2 separate regions of the Mus musculus genome follow, and region 1 is linked to region 2. A link is a loop called in an ENCODE intact Hi-C map of the cell type or tissue named here. Cell type or tissue: left cerebral cortex. All regions are shown on one strand. Links, peaks and the distances in the headings refer to the core of each region. The heading gives the core; the rest is flanking DNA.

Evidence for each region. Hi-C counts contacts between places; a loop is a spot of excess contacts. Peaks named below come from ENCODE experiments on the same cell type or tissue, not always from the same donor. Only the 100,000 strongest peaks of a DNase experiment are listed, where the experiment ranks them.
Region 1: a loop joins it to region 2, with 8 times the contacts of the local background. A loop is called at or near these places in 6 of 42 quality-filtered maps.

The regions. Positions count from the first base shown.
Region 1 is chrX:101,218,142-101,226,141 of GRCm38, reverse strand. It overlaps Snx12 (sorting nexin 12), which reads left to right and starts at 3,579. Exons shown (of 5, transcript NM_018875.2): 1 at 3,579-3,880. The coding sequence starts at 3,716. In left cerebral cortex, for the core only: no CTCF peak of the experiment used is centred there; DNase peaks (open chromatin) are centred at 3,512, 3,841 and 4,494; H3K4me3 peaks cover 1,984 bases; H3K27ac peaks cover 1,402 bases.
Region 2 is chrX:101,328,896-101,339,762 of GRCm38, reverse strand. It overlaps Gm31385 (a long non-coding RNA gene), which reads right to left and starts at 1,675. Exons shown (of 3, transcript XR_387011.3): 1 at 1,637-1,675; 2 at 469-510. In left cerebral cortex, for the core only: a CTCF peak has its summit at 4,955 (motif pointing right); DNase peaks (open chromatin) are centred at 4,988, 6,329 and 7,163; H3K4me3 peaks cover 1,295 bases; H3K27ac peaks cover 1,499 bases.

The DNA of each region.
Region 1 (8,000 bases), core at 1-8,000, 110 kb after region 2:
TCCAGTGTTGATTGATGGGGCCTGGTCAGAAAACCAGGGGTCATTTTCAATTCCCCCTCCTCCTTCTCCAAATATTAACAAGTTACTAACAACCACTTTGTGCAATATAATATTTTATTTTATTTAATTTTCACAACAGCTGCAATGGTAGCTTTTAGGTTTTGTTTGTTTTATTGGTTTTTTTTTTAATTTTTATTTTTATGAGACAGAGTTTCTCTGTGTAGCTCTGGCTGTCCTGAAACTTGTTCTGTAGACAAGGCTGGTCTTGAACTCAGAGATCCGTCTGCCTCTGCCTCCTGAGTGCTGGGCTAAAAGGTGTGCACCACCAATGCCAGCCTTTGTTTTATTTCCATTTTACAGATGAGGAAAACTTTGTACAATTTATTCAAGGTTACAGAGGTAGGGAGCAGGGTTTAAAATCTAGTCAGTTTCAATTCATGGCTCACACATTTAACTAAGCCCTATACTGGATCTCTATCTAATACAAATCCTATTTCATTCTTCTATACCTTTTCCCCCTTAGCTTTCATTTATGTGTGCATATATGTGCTGCTCATTTGCAGGAGCAGGTACCCTCAGAGGCCACAAGACCTCAGAATTTTGGGGGCTGAAGTTACCCAAGGTTGTGAGCTACCCAATGGGGATGCTGGGAACTGAACCCATGTCCTCTGCAAGAGTAGGCATTGCTCACTCTTAACCACCGAGCCATGCCTCTAGCCCTCACCACTTTCTTATTGTAGGTTCCTTCCTAATTAGTCACATTCAACTTTAATATATTTTCTCATGTTACCTGCAAAATAGTCCCTCTAAGATGAATAGGATCATGTCTTTCTAACTTCTTTTTTCCTTAAGACCCTTTGGTGGTTGCCTATAATCTATCATAAAAGCAGAGACATTGCTTAATATAGAGGACTCATTCTCTTCTCTGCCCATCCCCAGACATCCTACATCCCTTAAACATTTCCATTACACAATCTGAATTGGTGATAATTTCCTAAAAATACTGTAGAGTTTCTTCCTGCAATGGGTTTAAATATGTTATTTCCTGTGCCAGAAATTGCCTTTCCCCATTTCCAGAACTATTTCTCCTTTATGCCTTTAAAAGGTTTTTAAAAGAAGATTAAATTTTTTTTTGTATATGAGTGCTTTGCCTGCAAGTATGGATGGGTACCACATGTGTGCCTGGTGCACAAGAAGGTGAGAAGAAGGCAGTGCATCTCCTGGAACTGGAGTTATGGATGGTTATTAACCACTATGTGAGTTTTGGGAATCAAACCCAGGTTCTCTGCAAGAAAAATCAGTGCTCTTAACTGCTGAGCTATATATAGCTCCAGCCCACATCCCTTTATACCTTCCCATGTGTTAAATATGTCCACCTCTAGGAAGTCTTCCCCCAATTTTTTGAAACATATACCGTTTTGTTTTGTTTTGTTTTGTTGAAACAGGGTCCCATTATAGCCTGGGCTGCTTTCCAACATGCTGTGTAGCACAGGGTGGTATTAAACTCCCAAAGCCCTTAGATCCATCTCCCAATGGCTGGGAGCACAGGCATGCATTATCATGTCCAGCTCAGTAACCTAGTGTGTATATGCTACTTTGTTTATATTTGTCACATTTGTTTTGTTTGCTTGTCTTTACTTATAAAGTTAACTCTTGGGCAGTGGTGGTGCACATCTTTAATCCCAGCATTTGGGAGGCAGAGGCTGGTACAGCTCTGAGTTTGAGGCCAGCCTGGATTACAGAGTAAGATCCAGGACAGCCAGGCCTGCATAGAGAAACACTGTCTATATATATATATATATATATATATATATATATATATATATTTTAAAAAGTTAGCTTATTGGCAGCAGGAACTTTCATAACTCTAGGTCTTTTAGTATTTAGCACAGTGCTTGGCATGGAAGTAGTTTGTTGATATCAGTTATATTAAATTAAATTAATTATTATAAGCCCTTGTGCTTTGTTGAAAGACTCCAGTCTTCAGTAATATGAGGTTATTTTTGTAGGAGAGGAGGTTAGGTGATGGGAGGAGGAAAGAGGACCTAAAATTGCCACCTGTTTACCCCTTAATACGGGACATGCAGAGCTGGAGAGATGGCTCAGTGCTTAGGAGCACTGGCTGTCTTGCAGAAGACCCAGCTTCAAGTCCCAGCACCCAAAGTGGTTCACACAACCATCTGTAACTCCAGTTCCAGAGGATCTGACATCCTCTTTTGGCCTCCTAAGGCACTTCATGCACTTGGTGCATGGACACACCCGCAGGCAAAATATGCAGACACATCAAAAATACTTATTTAAAAGTTAAAATGATAATAAATAATTTACAAAATGAAGGGATATATATAAATTAGTTTTAAAAAATGTATGTTTAGCCGGGCGTGGTGACGCACACCTTTAATCCCAGCACTCGGGAGGCAGAGGCAGGTGGATTTCTGAGTTCAAGGCCAACCTGGTCTACAGAGTGAGTTCCAGGACAGCCAGGGCTACACAGAGAAACCCTGTCTTGAACTCCCCCCCCCCAAAATGTATGTTTAAGGACTACAGATATAGCTGATTTTGTAGAGCCTGGATTTGATCCATAGCACTGCACAAAACAGCATTTGGGAGAGACAGGCCGAAGGGTCCGATTTCAAGGTCATTCTCTGCTATAAAGCAAGTTTGAAAGCAGCCTGGGGTTCATGAGACAGTGTCTCAAAACTACATAAGAACCACAAAAATTCCTAGCTGGCCATGGTGACACTGAAACCCAGAGGGCTTGGCAGGAGCACTGCCACAAGTTCAAGGGAAGCCTGGACAGTTAGGATAAATGTAAGACTTTGTCTTAGTATGTACATAACATGTGCAAATACATTTTACACGTATGTAAATATGTTCTTCTGTAGATGTTCTCATGCAGACACATACTTTCATGAGAGGTTGCAAACAAGCTCACAGCATAGCCAAGTGCGGGTTCTGCAGCATATAGACAGAAGTTATGAAGTAAAGATCCTGAAATTTGTTAAGAAATGAATATGCCTGGAATTAGTTGTTATGTAGCAACATGTGGGGCATGAAGATACACCCACTATTCCTGAAAAGTGAGAACATGAAATCTTTATTGTTTACGCAATTCGTGTTTACTGATTCCCGGGCACCACAATGTATTGCTTACACTTGCGTGTAGCTTGAATTGAAACTATCAGTGGCACAAGTAGTAAGCCTGCAGTCTACGTTTTTTCTATTATTGTTGGAACCCCACCTTCCAGAAACCATTCTATTTTCAGGGAAAATCCGGACTTAAGGACCTGGGGTTTCGGCCTATCACCTTAGGATAATAGCTTGTGGGGCAGTGCCCACTGCTTGATTGATGCACGGGGTGAGCCAATTTCTTGGGTTGAGGGACACAGATTGGAGGAGCATGCGTGTGGTGCTTCTCAAACTACTGGGGCAGTGAGTATTGGAGATGCAGGTTCCGGGGCTGCTACCAGTACCACCCGGAAGTCTGAATGACGCTTGCATTATAGAGTACCAGCCCTAGTCTGCATGGCAACTATTCAGAGTGAAGGGCCCGAGGCTCGGGCGGTGTGTGCGTGCGCGCATGCGTGCGCGCGTGCGCGCCGCCGTCGTCTGGGGGTTGGCTGGTTATTTTGCAAGCGGGAGGGGCTGTGCGCGCTCTTGCCTCAGGCCTCTGTCCCCCACCCCCTTCGCCGGTACCGGGCTCTTCTTCGGAAAGATGTCGGACACCGCAGTGGCTGACACTAGGCGCCTTAACTCGAAGCCCCAAGACCTGACCGACGCTTACGGGCCGCCCAGTAACTTCCTGGAGATAGACATCTTTAATCCACAGACGGTGGGCGTGGGCCGCGCGCGCTTCACCACCTATGAGGTTCGCATGCGGGTGAGTCACGGGGTGAGGGAGACAGCTGAGGGAGGACGGAGCAGGAGGGGAGGGGGCATGGGGACGACTAACGGCGGGCCGCCTTGGAGGGGTCATGTGAGGGTTAGGGCTTGGAAGGTTTGGAGAGGAGGCTGCAGACTCAGCTGTGGCCCGAGGGTACAGAAAAGTCCAGAGGGGACTTGGGGCGGGGATGAAGGAAAACAAGTACTTACAAGGAAGAAGTGAGGCATGGCTGGACAGGGTGTGGACGATGGACAAAGATTAGTGAGGAATCCAAGTAGACTAGAACATGATTGACAGGACGGGAGGGGAGGATGGAAGAAGGCTGGGGGATGGAAAGCCAAGGCGATGTATCGCTGGGTTCTATAACTAAACTAGGTTATGGGAAGCCATTCTAAAGGGGGGAGGGCAGGAGGGCTCAGCTTCTTCCTAATAAGATCTCTCTGGGATGATGGAGTTAAGCAAAACCTTTAGTTCAAGGCAAGAGTGAGTGAAGGAAAGGGAGACAGTGGGCTTATGGGAGCAGTAGAAAAGCAATTTGCAGACAGAATGCTTTGCTGACTTGTGTAAGATTGACATCTGCAAGAGAGAACTGTTTTATGCTTAAGTTTCTTAGGTACCACAATGTCATGTCTCACGTGAAACCCGGCCCTGCACCGGGATTGGGGATTGTCAGCTGCTGCTCCCATCCTCTGCTAAGCCTTTAGATGTGAAGTATCCACAATGGTGACTTCAGGTTTTATTGGCGTTCACTTAGGGTTTATGGGAAAGGCAGCATTTGCCTTGTCTTCCCCTAATCTGTAGTTACTTTAATACATGACATTTCAGAAGGGCTCCAGGAATGGCTTCTTCTAGTCTGCACCCCAGGGGACTTTATTCTCTTACTCCACAGTGCTTAGTCCACAGTGCAAGATATAGTACATGGTTCACAGGTATTTTTTTTTTTTTTGCCCAGTTGAAATGGTACAGATTAAAAAAATTTAAGAACCATTTTTTCTTTTTTACTTGTGTTTTCTTCTCAGGTTAGAGATGCAGGATATTCTTTTCGAACAGTATCTCTTTTGAATAGCTTTGAAGATCTATGAGTCATATGAAGTTCTCATTTTTTTAAAAAGATGAATTGAATTAAGAATGTTTGTTCTACCTGTGCCTGACAATCTTATGGAGCAATGGCACCCTCTCAATTGAGAGGGGGCAGAAAGCCATCACAGCATGAAGCACAACTGTTTTTATGGAGGCTAGACTATTTGAAATGTTCTCTTTGGAGAAGGATGGGATTTATCTTCTTCAAACTGATAGAAGAGAGGTGATCATGGAGGAAGGCTTGACTACTCAAGGGACCCTAAGTCTAACTTGTTCAGTGTAAAGAGTGCCTTTAGGGTCTGTTCACCTTGTCTAGGTGCATAAGAACCTTAGGGATTAGTAAGGAAATAGTTCTCTAGGAATTCTGATAACAGAGACCATCCAACTAGTCCCTACTATGGGCCAAGCCCAAACTAGGTTTTAGTTTCTTTAAAAAAAATTTTTTTTTGATACCAAGTTTCTCTGTGTAGCCCTGGCTGTCCTGGAACTTGCTTTGTAGATCAGGCTGGCCTCAAACTCAGAGATCCACCAACCTCTGCCTCCCACATGCTAGGATTAAAGGCATGTGTCACTTTGCCCATCTAGGTTTTATTTTTTTGTATACCTTTTTTAAAAAACAGAAATCAGGAAAGCATGCAGTTTCTGTAATTTCCCCAAGTACATGTAATGTATAAGACCTCTGGATTTGAAACCAACTCTCTGACTCCAAAGTCCATGCTCTTTCCACGACCTTGTTAAACTTTAGTTGCAAAACTTAGTATGCAAAATGTACACTGAGACTTTGTTTTGCTTTGAGACAGGGTTTCTCTGTATAGCTCTGGCTGTCCTGGAACTCACTCTGTAGATTAGGCTTTCCTGGAACTCAGATCCACCTGCACCTGATTTCCAAGTGCTGGGACTAACCCGTATACTCAGCATTTTCCTCAGTGTCTTCCACAGTTCCAGTTATACAATGTTGATTGGAGTTCTTGGTGCTTCTTTATTTTGTGGGTTTGAGTTGATTGGAGGCTTTGGCTGTTTTATTGAACTCTAGTGTTTAGAAAGGTACTAAAATCATTTGTCATTTGTATTTATTTTTCTGGTCCTGGAAATTTAATTCAGGCTGAACACATACTCCTCATTGATCCTACCCCTTCAGCTCCTTTTTATAAATATTGATGAAGCTATTCTCTTTAATTTTATTCAGGAATGGATCCTGCCTGCCTGAGGAGTCTGGAGAGGTGCAATGGTGGCCTCACGTCATTGTACATATGGACATTTCAATGTGGACTTGAATTTTGTGTTTTCTTTCTCCTTTCACTTTATTTTCACTAATTATGTTTCTACTGTTTAAGGAACACAATATCTTTAGTAAATACTAGTACAAATCTATAATCCTATGATCCTAAATGTCTTTTTTTTCCTCTTAGGGGATTCTGATAAATTTTTCTATAATGGATGAATTTTAAACAGTTAATAACAGTTAATACATGCACATAGTATAAAATTCAGTTAGTATACTGTATGAACAGTCTCTAAATGTCATTACCAGAGGCTTTCCTTTCAAGAAAGTTTCCAGTTTCTTTTTAAAATCAAAAACTTAAAAAAGGTTTATTTGTCTTATGTCTATTTAGTGTTTTGCTCAAACATGTGTTTGAATCATATACATCCTGGAACTGGAATTAGAGATAGTGGTGAGCTGCCATGTGGGTGCTGGGAATTGAACCATGGTCCTCTGTAAGTGCTCTCAAGCACTGAGCCATCTCTCCAGCCCCCCCCCCCCCCTTCACGGTTTTTGAAATTACATTTGTATTCATTTTGTGTCCAGAGGAAGGTTTACAGAGCATGTCAGAGGACAACTTGAAGGACATGGTTCTTTCCTACCATCTGGGTTAGTAGGAATCACATTTAGTTGTCACCATTACTTGCCCATTCTTCTGGTCAGCCTCTAGTTTCTTATTTTTTCTTTTCTTTTGTTCCTTTCTAAGTTTCGTGTAGCCTAGGTTGTCCTAAAACTCACTGTGTAACTGAGAGTGACTTTCAGTTACTGATCCTCTGATTTCTACTTCTCAAGTACTGGCATTACAGGTCTTAGTCATCATGTTTGGTCACTTGTTTATTCCTTTTAAAAAATGCTTTTGTTCTTTGAGAATTTCATACCATGTATCATGACCATATTCATACCTACATTCCCCCCTAATTCCTTTCTGATCCATCTCTACCTCCCTAGCTCTTCAACTTTGAGTCTTCTTTAAAAACAAAGCAAAATCATCCAGTCCAATTTGTTTTGCTCATATACTTCAGGTATGGGACCATCCACTGCAGCATTGTGGACATACAGTGGGCCACATCCTAAAGAAAGCCTGATTCTCCCTCTCCATTTTAAGAATTGTTTAAATGACAAATTGTTATTTATATCAGACTATTTTCAACCATTGATATTTCTTGGACCTTGAAGATTTTGGGTAAAGTTGGAGCTAATGACAATCATCTGTTATTTGGCTGAGGAGGAGATTTCAATTTCAAGACTTGGGGACTGTAAGAGTTGATATAGTAAGGATCATGTGAGGCTCTACCAGCACTCCAAGATACTCCTTTCTTGCCAAGAGGCAATTGTGTAGAGAAGAAAGAGGTAGTTCTTTCTTTCTTTCTTTCTTTCTTTCTTTCTTTCTTTCTTTCTTACTTACTTACTTACTTACACATTGCTCTGAATTGGCTGGGAAGAAATATAGCCTAGATTAATAGATGTATTTGACCATTTTCATTTAGAATTTGTAGACAGGAATGAAGATTTGGGCTTTTAATTTGTTATAAGGTCCTCTTTCCACCAGAGCCTGAGGAGTCATCTTAGTGATTAAGATGTAGGAATGATTATGTTACAGAAAACCAACTTCTATAGTGGCTGTTCATTCTGCAGGTTTTAGGAAAGGGGTAACTAGATAGATAGGGTTTCTATTTAGTAATTGAATATTGATAATTTACATTTTGGGAGAAGCAAAACTTGTCATGGTTGTTGATTTTTTTTAAGACAGTAGTATGTCAACTATACTGTTCTGGC
Region 2 (10,867 bases), core at 1,498-9,497:
GTGAAAGATGTCATAATATTAGTAGTTTCTCAAAGAAAAAAATCTTTCAAATTATTAATAACCCCTTTCTTGATCATTGACAACAATCATCATGTTATATTCATTGTCACTCAGAAACATTTTCCTAAATAAATTTTCACTTGTCAGAATCTTAGCTCAAGCTTCCTTTAGTTGTTTTTATTTATGTATTTAGGTTGTGTGTGCATGTGCACGGGTGCATGTCTTACTCCCTGTGCATATCCGTCTGTGTGTTATGTGCATTCAGTACCTATGGATGTCAGAGAAGGGAGACAGATTCTGAAACTGGAATTACAGGCAGTTGTGAATCACCATATGGATGCTGGCAATTGAACCAGGTTCCTCGGGGAGAGCAGCCAGTGCTCTTAACCACTGAGCTAGCTTCCCTCCTCCCCATCCCACCCCCCACTCCTTACTCACACAATTGGACTAACATCCTGAGAGACTTACTTGTTTCCAGTGATGCTGGATAATGTTTCCAATGTGGTCTTCCTAAAATGCCAAGAGGCAAACCAATCACTCACTAATATAGAGACTACACGTGGCTTTACTTTGGGGAAAACCCGAAGATCTTCAACAGCACCCACAAAAGCCTTTCATATCCAGACCTCTGAGCTGCTTCAGACTCGAGTGCCCCACTGCTCCCTCTCAAATACAATTTTCCAGTATGAACTGTTGACTCAGCATCAAATGGGGAGGGAATACTACTGTTTCAAATTTTTGTTCACTTTGGCCATTGTTTTTGCACACTTTGAGTGTAGACAACTGTCTCTTATTTAAAGTCCTAGGACAGAACAGAACAGTACACGAACACACACAGGTACCCAAGTTGGTGTAATGTTTTCTTTTTCAGTTTCTTTTCTTTATGTGTATGCATCGGGCTGTTCCCAATAAAGCCAGAAGAGGGCGTGAGATCCCCTGAGTTTAGAATTACTGACCATCGAGAGTGCTGGGAAGCAAAGCTGAGTCCTCTGAAAGAACAGCAAGTGCTCCTAATCAACCCAGCTCTCTGCTTCTTTCTTTTCTTACATTTAGTGTGTGTGTGTGTGTGTGTATGAGAGAGAGAGAGAGAGAGAGAGAGAGAGAGAGAGAGAGAGAGAGAGAGAGAGAGAGAGGTGTCAGAGCCAGAGTTGGTTTTCTCCTTCTACCATGTGGTGGGTCCTGGGGATAGAACTCAAGTCCTCTGGGTTGATGCAAGTACTTTTACCTACCAAGCCATCTCACCACCCATCACATATGTTTTCTGAGACAGGCTCTTACCATGTATTCCAGGATGGCCTCCAATTAGTGATCAATAAACTCCCTTTTTAAACTCTCTCAACAGTGAGCCTCCCTACCCCACCCCATCAGTCTGCACCTCTACGTGAGAACTTCCCACACAGCATTGCACATGCCTGCTTTACAGGTTCTACCCCTCTATTGGAATGTGCCTTGGCCCAGTTCCTGGCACAGCATTAGGAACATAAGTGCCAACAATTTACTGAAAAAAAAAATCAGTAGTAAGAAAGGTTAATCAATGGAGCTGGTCCTTAGCTCTAATAATTGGGCTATTTCTTTTCTACTGGATAAAAGCCCCTACCTTAAGCACCTAGTCTGATATTCCCAGTTCGAGTCCTACCTTGGTGTCCTGTGAAGCACCTCTGTCTTTATAGGAATAATGTTCCCTCTAGTTCTTGCTAGACCTTTTGACATCCTGTTCTAGAAGCCCAGACCCTATGGCAGGGCCTCTGTCACTGGCTGCCAGACACTGTGGCTGCCAACCACCCCACCTGCCTGTCTGGGCTCCCTCTGGGCATTCTGCACACCCACATGTTTGTTCTACCTGACTGCTCAAAAGACAGCCAGGGGCTCTGCTGCTACTTCTGGGATCTTCCGCTCTACCCTGTGCTCTTCAATTTCTAACTCCCCCTGCTCTGCTTTCTCTTCTTACAGGATGAGTCCTATTTCTATAACTTCCCAACTAGAAGACTGAGAAGAGCATTCTAATTAAATTCGTAAGTGTTTTAGTTAGGGTTTTACTGCTGGGAGCAGACACCATGGCCAAGGCAACTCTTATAAGGACAACATTTAATTGGGGCTGGCTTGCAGGTTCAGAGGTTCAGTCCATTAGCATCCAGGCAGGCATGGTGCAGGAGGAGCTGAGAGTTCTACATTTTCATCTGAAGGCTGCTAGCAGAATACTGACTTCCAGGCAGTTAGGATGAGGGTCTTAAAGCCCATGCCCACAGTGACACACCTACTCCAACAAGGCCACACCTCCTAATAGTGCCACTCTCTGGGCCAAGCATATACAAACCACCACCATAGGCTATACTTTGTGACTTCCAATGTTCAAGTTCCAACTCTTCTGCTTACAACTACTCTAATGATCTTGGAGCAGGTCACTTTATCCCTTTGAATCACAGCTTTATTATCTAGAAAATGGACAGGATAGGGCTGGAGAGATGGCTCAGCACTCACTTCAGAGGGCTCACAACCACTCTAGCTCTAGGGGACCTAATGTTCTCTTCTGGCTTCTACAAGGAATGCATGCATAGGCAGCATACACACAGAAACAGACACATAAAAATAACAAAATAAATATACTTTTTTTTGGCTTTTTGAGACAGGGTTTCTCTGTATAGCCCTGGCTGTCCTGGAACTTACTCTGTAGACCAGGCTGGCCTCGAACTCAGAAATCCACGTGCCTCTGCCTCCCGAGTGCTGGGATCAAAGGCGTGTGCCACCACGCCCGGCTTAAATATACATTTTTAAATAAGAGGGATAAGATGGCTGTGGTGGGCACACCTTCAGTCCCAGAGCTTGGGAGGCAGAGGCCAGCAGATCTCTATGAACTTGAGGCCAGCCTGGTCTACAGAGCAAATTCCAGGATAGCCAGCGCTACACAGAGAAACCCTGTATCAAAAAAGGGGGGGAGCAGCATAACAATACCTATGCCATCAGAGACACTTGGATCTCTGTGAGCCTACAGCCTGGTCTACAAAGTGCTCACTAAATTCCAGGACAACCAGTACTCAGTTACACAGAGAAACCTTGTCATGAAAAAAACCAATAATAATGGTAATAATATACCATGAGAAGATCACTGTAATTTTTTTGTGGTGCTGAGGATTGAACCCAGGGCCTCACACATGCTAGGCAACTGCTATCTACTGAACTACACCACTAGCTCCACCATGGGAACTGAGTGACACATAGGAAGCATGGTGACACAGCCCTGTAAACCCAACACTCAGAGCAGATGTGGAAGGGTCAGAAGCTCCAATCCAACCTCATAAGTTGGAAATATCCTAGGTTGAAAGGTTCTTTAATATACTGAACCTATCAAACATCATAGTTCAATATACTACGGAATCCTAATGTTCTCCCTGAGGATCACGAACCTTCAGCTGATTAGGAGCTGGGCTCACTTCCACTGTAAACAGGAGTTCTTAGGGAAAAGCTGCTGCACCTCTGGCAATCTCAACAAGCTACGTACACTTAGCTGCTTGTCTCACCAACCAGAGACAAGTGTTAGAGAAAGCTGAGAAAAGAGATTTATTCAATGGGATCACTTTGAGAAGTGAAACAAATAAAGGATCCAATGACCCCCCCCCAAGGCCATTTTCTGGGGTGCTAACATGAAATTCAAATTTCAATGAAGGGCAAGAGACATGTATGTATACTTAAGTAGCCCTTTGAAGGTGTGGTTTGACTCAGTCTATTCAACAAGATGGTCTGATAAATTTCCAGAACTATACGGAATATTTTCCTGGTAAACAAGTTCCTCCTTTGGCTGCCATCAGGACTTCACGTTTCCCCTTCTCCTAGCATGGGAAAGATTACTGGGAAATTTTGACTCTTTGCTGTCCATTGTTTAAATAGTCTGGTAGCAGAAGACAGGGGCATAAGTCTCTTAGTCGGATATTCCAGCTGCCAAGGTGATTATACCACAGCCCAGCATCCTGACAGGACCCCACAGCCCATCAGTAGACTAGGAAAAGTCAAAATTTCTATCATTTTTTATTGATTTCTTCCCATTGGATTATCCAAAACGTTGTAAATTGAATCAGCATAAGGCAAGGCTTTTTCCTTAAGGCACATAACACAGTACCTGGCACATAAAACATATCCTGTGACTACAATTTCTACATTTCCAGTATTGAAGACAGGATTGCCGTTCATCCAATGTGTGTTAGAAAGGTGGAGGAGAAGAAATAACAATTCCTGCTGTCCCACTTGCACCTTAGGTTGCAAACCCTTAAGGTCACTTTGTTGGCCTACTTTTTCTTTTCATTTTGCTCTTAAAAAAAAAATTATGGAGCCGGGTGTGGTGGCACACGCCTTTAATCCTAGCACTCGGGAGGCAGAGGCAGGTGGATTTCTGAGTTCAAGGCCAGCCTGGTCTACAAAGTGAGTTCCAGGACAGCCAGGGCTATACAGAGAAGAAACCCTGTCTCGAAAAACCATAAATAAATAAATAAATAAATATTATGGGCTGGAGAGATGGCTAAGCAGTTAAGAGCCCTGTCTGCTCTTCCAGAGTTCCTGAGTTCAATTCTCAGCAACCACATGGAGGCTCACAACCATCTGTAATGGGGTCCGATGCCCTCTCTGGCACGCATGTTTACATGCAGGTAGAGCACTCATATACATTAAATACACTAATTAAACATTTAAAAATTAAGATTTATTCATGTGTGTGAGTGTTTTGTTCACAGGTACATCTGGGCAGCAGGAGCACTCCAGGTGCCCTCCTAATTCGGAAGGTGCTGGAGCTCCTGAGGCTCGAGATTTGGAGGACCGTGTGGGTGCTGACAACTGAATCCAAGTCCTCTGTAAAAACAAGTGCTGTTAATTGATGATCTTTTCACCACCATCCCCTTTAAAATTTTTGTGTGAATTGGTGTTTTGCTTGCATGTATGCCTGTGTACCATGTGCATGCAGTACCTGAAGAGGCCAGAAGAGGGCATCAGAGAAATCCACCTGCCTCTGCCTCCCAAGTGCTGGGATTAAAGGCGTGCGCCACCATGCCTGGCAAGATTGTGCTTTTAATTAACAACCCACCTTCCAGCTTCTGTTGGGCTATTTCTTAAATATCACATCTTGGAAAACAAGTAGGCTCAGTATCTAAAGGCACTTTTCACCAAGCCTGACAACTTTCGTTCTTTCCCTTAGAGACTCATGGTAAAAGGAAAGAACTCGAACTCTCTAAAGGTGTCCTCTGACCTCCACATCTGTGCAATGGCATGCATGCACGCACACACACACACATACACACACGCATGCATGTGAGCATACACACAAATTAGTAAATATTTAAAACAAATGCAACATCCTCTAGGAATTCTTACAGTTGAAAGCCAATGGCCTTGCAGTTCCCAATCTGCCTAGAAACATCTAAGACTGACAAGTACCACAATCATTATACTTACTGTGATTACCGCCCCTCCCCACTAGCGCTACTCCCAGATATGTGGACAGTATAAAACATTGTGACTGCCTGTTTTTCACACTTGCCTGCTCCCCATTCTCTTATCCATCATGTGTTAACCTTCTACATCTTCAGTGTCACTCAGCCCTGGTTGTCTTTGACCATCAGAGCAGGTACCGTGGGTAAATTAACAAAGGCAAGGCAGTGAGTGGAGAAACGCTTTATAATAAAGAGGAGAAACTGGAAGCAGTTGATAGCATTAGGCAAGGGTACACGTCTCCTAGTAGAATATTCCAGTTGCCAGGGGGATTATACCACAGCCCAGCATCCCGGCAGAGGATCACACAGCCTATCAGCGCAATGGGAAAAGTCTAAATTTCCACCATTCGTGTGCTGATTCTTGAAATGGTCAAAATCGGAAACAAAAGCCAAGGAGGATTTGTGTCTGCACTGACCCTTTACCCCAGCATGGGCAAAACACATGTTGCCTCTTTCCTGTTCCTTGGCTATTCCATGCAGAAGGTAGAGGGTCGAGCCTGGACAATGCAAATGAACGGTGGGTGGGATTCAGCCAGGGGACCTCTACAGGGAGAACTAGAGATGGAAGATAAAAACTCAGCCCCCTCCTAACCACCACACCTCAGTGTATGTGGTTCGGAAATCTCCATTCTTTGATGCAATACTCAGGCTTATGGGTGTTTACTGCACACAGAGCCTATGAAACCCTAGGCTACACTGCTACTTTCAGGCAGCTTTACCTGTGGGATAAGAAACTTGGCGGAGAAGTGATGTCTGAGCATGAAGAAGCAAAACGAGACTACAGGAAGCAGCCTAAAGGAGACAAGTGTAGCCAGCTCCCTTTACACAGCTTCTGGCTTCATTTAACCCAGTCGGGGAAAACATGCTGTAAGGGCACGCAGGAGCATGGATGACATAGGGCCCCTGGCTCAGGTAGACATCCATCCTTTCATCTGAATCCAGCAGCTTCTTCGCTCTGCCTGGGCTCTCTGTTTTCTCCATTATCTACCGAAGGCTGGATTCCTCTTTAGGATTACAATCTTTGTTAAGGTTGTCCTATATGATTGACACGTATGTCCCCAGAGACCTACAGAATGATCCGAAAGCCTCCACCTAACTCCACCTTTCCAGGCTCCTCCCTCAGAGTGGCTGGCAGCTGGAGCAAAGGCAGCCCCCTGTGATCTGGGGCTGAAGTGGAAGCCGAGGCAGTCCCCCTCCCAATCATTTTTCCTTCCCCGGCCTCCAACAAGTAAGACAGAAACCTCAAAGGACAGTGAGGGGTTAAGCTCCTTATATGGAAATGAGACTCCTTCCTGTGCGGAAATAAGTGTTTTAGCTTCAAGTACACACACACACACACACACACATAGGCACACACACACACATAGGCACACACACACACACACACACATACAGGCACACGCACACACACACGCACGCGCGCACGCTGGCGGCGGCGGCGGGGGGCGGGGCGGAGAAGGGGGGCGCGCGGGCGCGCGCGCGCCTTCAGATAAAATTCCCGAAGCTCCTTCTCTTTGGCGGGGGCGGAGGGTGGCGGGCAGCAGGGGCGGGGCCGGGAAAGGCCACTTTGCGCAGCGCAGACAGAGGGATGAGTCATCAAAAAGACTCGGGGAAAGGAAGCGGAACTAGTCATCAGAGCCGGGAAAAGAGGTAGCCAGTCATTAGACAGGGATGGTGTCAATCATACTTTCTCCACCAATGATCTGAGAGTCTCTCAGGCCTCGCAGACCGGAAAAGGGGTCTTGGGAGGCGGTCTAAAGCTGCTGAGATCCGAAAAGCTTGGGCGCTGGCGGCGGCCAAGGCTACGGACGCGCGCAGGGCCCCCTGGCAGGAAGATGGCGTTTGCCGTCAAGGTCACATGGCCACTTTTGAGCACTAAAACGAAAGACTAGCTAAGAAAGAGTAGGGACGGCCATCATGGGGCCGGATTTTCAGAAAGCTGTCAGGATTCCAAGTTGTTTTTTTTCCAGTTCGCAAGCACATTTGTCTTAGTTATCAGCCATATTCTAAACACATCGTACAGCTCTGGGAAAGGGCGGGGTCTTCCCTGGGCTTTTTTCCCCCTCTGCAAGCCTGAAAAGGGGTGGACGAAGCCTGGGCTAGAGTGGTTGGAGGAACTACAGGAGGGCAGCACTTGACAAAATAAAAGCACCCACCCGGGTCTTGACAGGCTTGGGAGACCAGGAAGGGAGGCCGATTCTGCCCACCACCTTTTTTTTTTTGGTTTTTCGAGACAATGTTTCTCCGTGTAGCCCTGGCTGTCCTGGAACTCACTCTGTAGACCAGGCTGGCCTCGAACTCAGAAATTCTCCTGCCTCTGCCTCCCAAGTGCTGGGATCAAAGGCGTGCGCCACCACACCCTGCTCACTGCCCACCACTCTTAATCCCTAAAGGTCCATGCCAGGCTTAGCTCCAGGTAGTGAGTGAGGTCCAATGCCTGAGCCCTCTCTAGTTTGGAAAAGTTGATTTGATTAAGTTCCTTGAATAGGTTCAATGTAAATTCAGGATCAGAAATCTTAAAACTTTACAATTTACAAGATAAAATATGTCAATCTGTGTAAAATGTGTTGTTGTTTATGAGGTGACCCACAAACATTACTTGGGAAGTTTTCTTGTTCCCTTGCCAAGCTTGGTAGCCCATACCTTTAATCTCGGCACTCAGGAAGCTGAGGCAGGAGGATCTTGGTGAGTTTGAGGCTAGTCTGGTCCACATATTTCCAGGAAACCCTGGGCAATATGGAGATACCCTATCTCAAAAGGGAAGGGGGGGTCTTTTTGAGCTGCGCCTGCGTACGCCTTTAATCCCAGTACTGAGGGGTGGGGGCAGAAGCAGGTGGATCTCTTGAGTTCCAAGCCAGCATGGTCTACAGAGGGTTCTAGGACAGCTAGGGCTACACAGAGAAAGCCTGTCTTGAAAAACCAAAAGAAACATTTTTTGAGACATGGTTTTCTTTATTGCACAGCTCTCAATGTCCTGGAATTCACTTTGTAAACCAGGTTGGCCTCTCACAGAGAGCAGCCTGTCTCAGCCTCCTGAGTGATGGGATTTAAGGTATGTGCCACCACACCAGGCTTGAAAAGTATCTTAACTGAAAGATAAAAAGGGACTTGTCCACATCTTGGCGAGTATGGTTAAAGGGCCTTTACTCATGGACCCCCGTTTTGTGGGAACCAGGGAAGAGTTGGAGCCTATGCAAATAAAAAAGCAGCTTTCTAGGAATCAAAACACCGTAAAGATGGCTCTCTCTCTCTCTCTTTTTTGTTCTTTCTGCTATTTTCATTTCCCTCTGCAATTATGTACCCTCTCCATCAATAATCTCATCAATATCTGCAGTCCTTAACCTGTGGGTCTTGACCCCTTTGTGGGATCAAACAGCCATTTCACAGAGGTTGCCTAAGACCATCAGAAAACGCAGATATTTACATTACAATTCAGTAGCAAAATTACAGCTATGAAATAGTAACAAAAATAAGTCTGTGGTTGAGGGTCACCATAATATGAGGAACTGCATTAAAGAGTTGCAGCTTTTGGAAGGTTGAGAACTGCCTTCTTTAGTTTAGAGTATAAACTGAGAGCTGTTCCAGAATTTATAAACAAACAGAAGAGCCTTCAAGTCTAAGCCTGGGATGGGTTATGACAGAAACAAGGTTGAAGAATCCCTAGGATTGGAGACTGTGGTGGAAAGAGTACCATCTTCCTTAACTCAGTCTTGCAATGCTCAACTCGGTCATTGCCATTCAAGCTATTACTCCTGTGTGTTCTCTATTATCACACTGTGAGGATTCACCAGAACAGTCAGTGGCTTTTGTTTTAAATTTGAGACAGGATCTTTCTTTGTTATCCAAGCTGGTCTTGAGTTTGTGATCTTCCTGCCTCAGCCTCTTGGGTATCCGGGACTGCAGTTGGGCTCTAATTTCTCCAGGTTTAGTTTCACAACACATTGTGGAATGGACTTTTCTGGAACATCTGCTTATCTCTCAGCCTTTTAGTGGGGCTACAGGAATCCTAAGTATAACTCTAGGCCATTTAGGAGGAAAACATCACTTAAGCCTGAGTTCATGGAAAAGCAGACTCTTTTGCTCACTGTAAAGGTTACGGGCAATTTCCTGGGTCTGGCTTAGAGATTTACAGACACTCAAGTCATCATATGAGAGAGTGCATAAGTGGAGAGTTTGAAGAGGGTGTGGCAAACCCAATCCTGTAGTGCTCCAGAAAAAGATACATTCCCAGAGGCACTCTGGAGAAATGGAAATCCTGACAACATAGAAAAGAGCATCTGCGACACTCAAAGCAGTACTTGCCCTCGCTCTTTCTTTTGCTTTCCACATATCCCAAACAGCATCTGTCTTGGCGACCCATTAGGGAACAAAGCTAGGCTGAGTGCTGGAAAGGCAGGAAAGGGGCCTGCTCTATCCTATCTTGGACACCAGGTGGCAGTAGATCCCAACAGTAGTTCTGAAAAAGCCATTTGGAAAATGGACCTTGAGAGCCCTTGAACTATTTTCCTACGCCTTGCTCCCTACATGGAACTGGAGAATAAGAAGCCTTTTCAGGTGTGATGGACAATCATCCTTCAGGGAGCCACTTCCAGCTGAAGCTTCATCTCTCACCCATCTCTGTGTCCAACTGTTGGAACGCTGATCAGGCTCCCTGAAATACAGTCATAGTCCCTGCTCCTTCCAGAAACGTGTTTCTCAGCTGCAGATAAAGAAGGCTTGGAGAACCAGGCAGCATACACGAGCTGCTCTGAGGCCCCTGACACATATACAGCTGAGAACTGCCTGGTTTGGCCTCAGTCAGAAAGGATGTGACTAACCCTTGAGAGACTTGAGGCCCCAGGGAGTGGAGAGGCCTGGAGGGGCGGGCGGGTGGGGGTGGGGGTGGGGGTGCTGGGGAGGGGACGACATTCTCTTAGAGGGGTGGGGGAGATGGGACGAGGAACTGTGGGAGGGCAGACAGGGAGTCCGGTAACAATTGGAGTGTGAAAAAATTAAAAATAAATAAAATTTAAAAGGCAGTTATTTCTCATTCAAAGTCAAAGCAGATTTATTTTTTAAGCAAAAAGAAGGAGGGTGGAGATTGTAGCTCAACAGTTAGGAGCATTGAGTGCTCTTCCAGAAGACCTGGGCTCCATTCCCAACAACCACATGGTCTGTAACTCCAGTTCCACCACACAGGAAAGTGATGTACACATATGGAGACACAAATAAAATAGTAATTAAAAATATTTCTTAAAAAGAACAAAGGTGTTCTTTTAGTTGTGTTTATAGATGCCTTCACCCCCTAGAAGAGTGTTTTTTTTTTCCTTCAAGGAAGTCAGTCAGAGAAACTCACACATGAGAACTAGGTTCTCAAACTAGCTTCTGCTCAGATTCTGCCTTCCCATCTAGTGAAA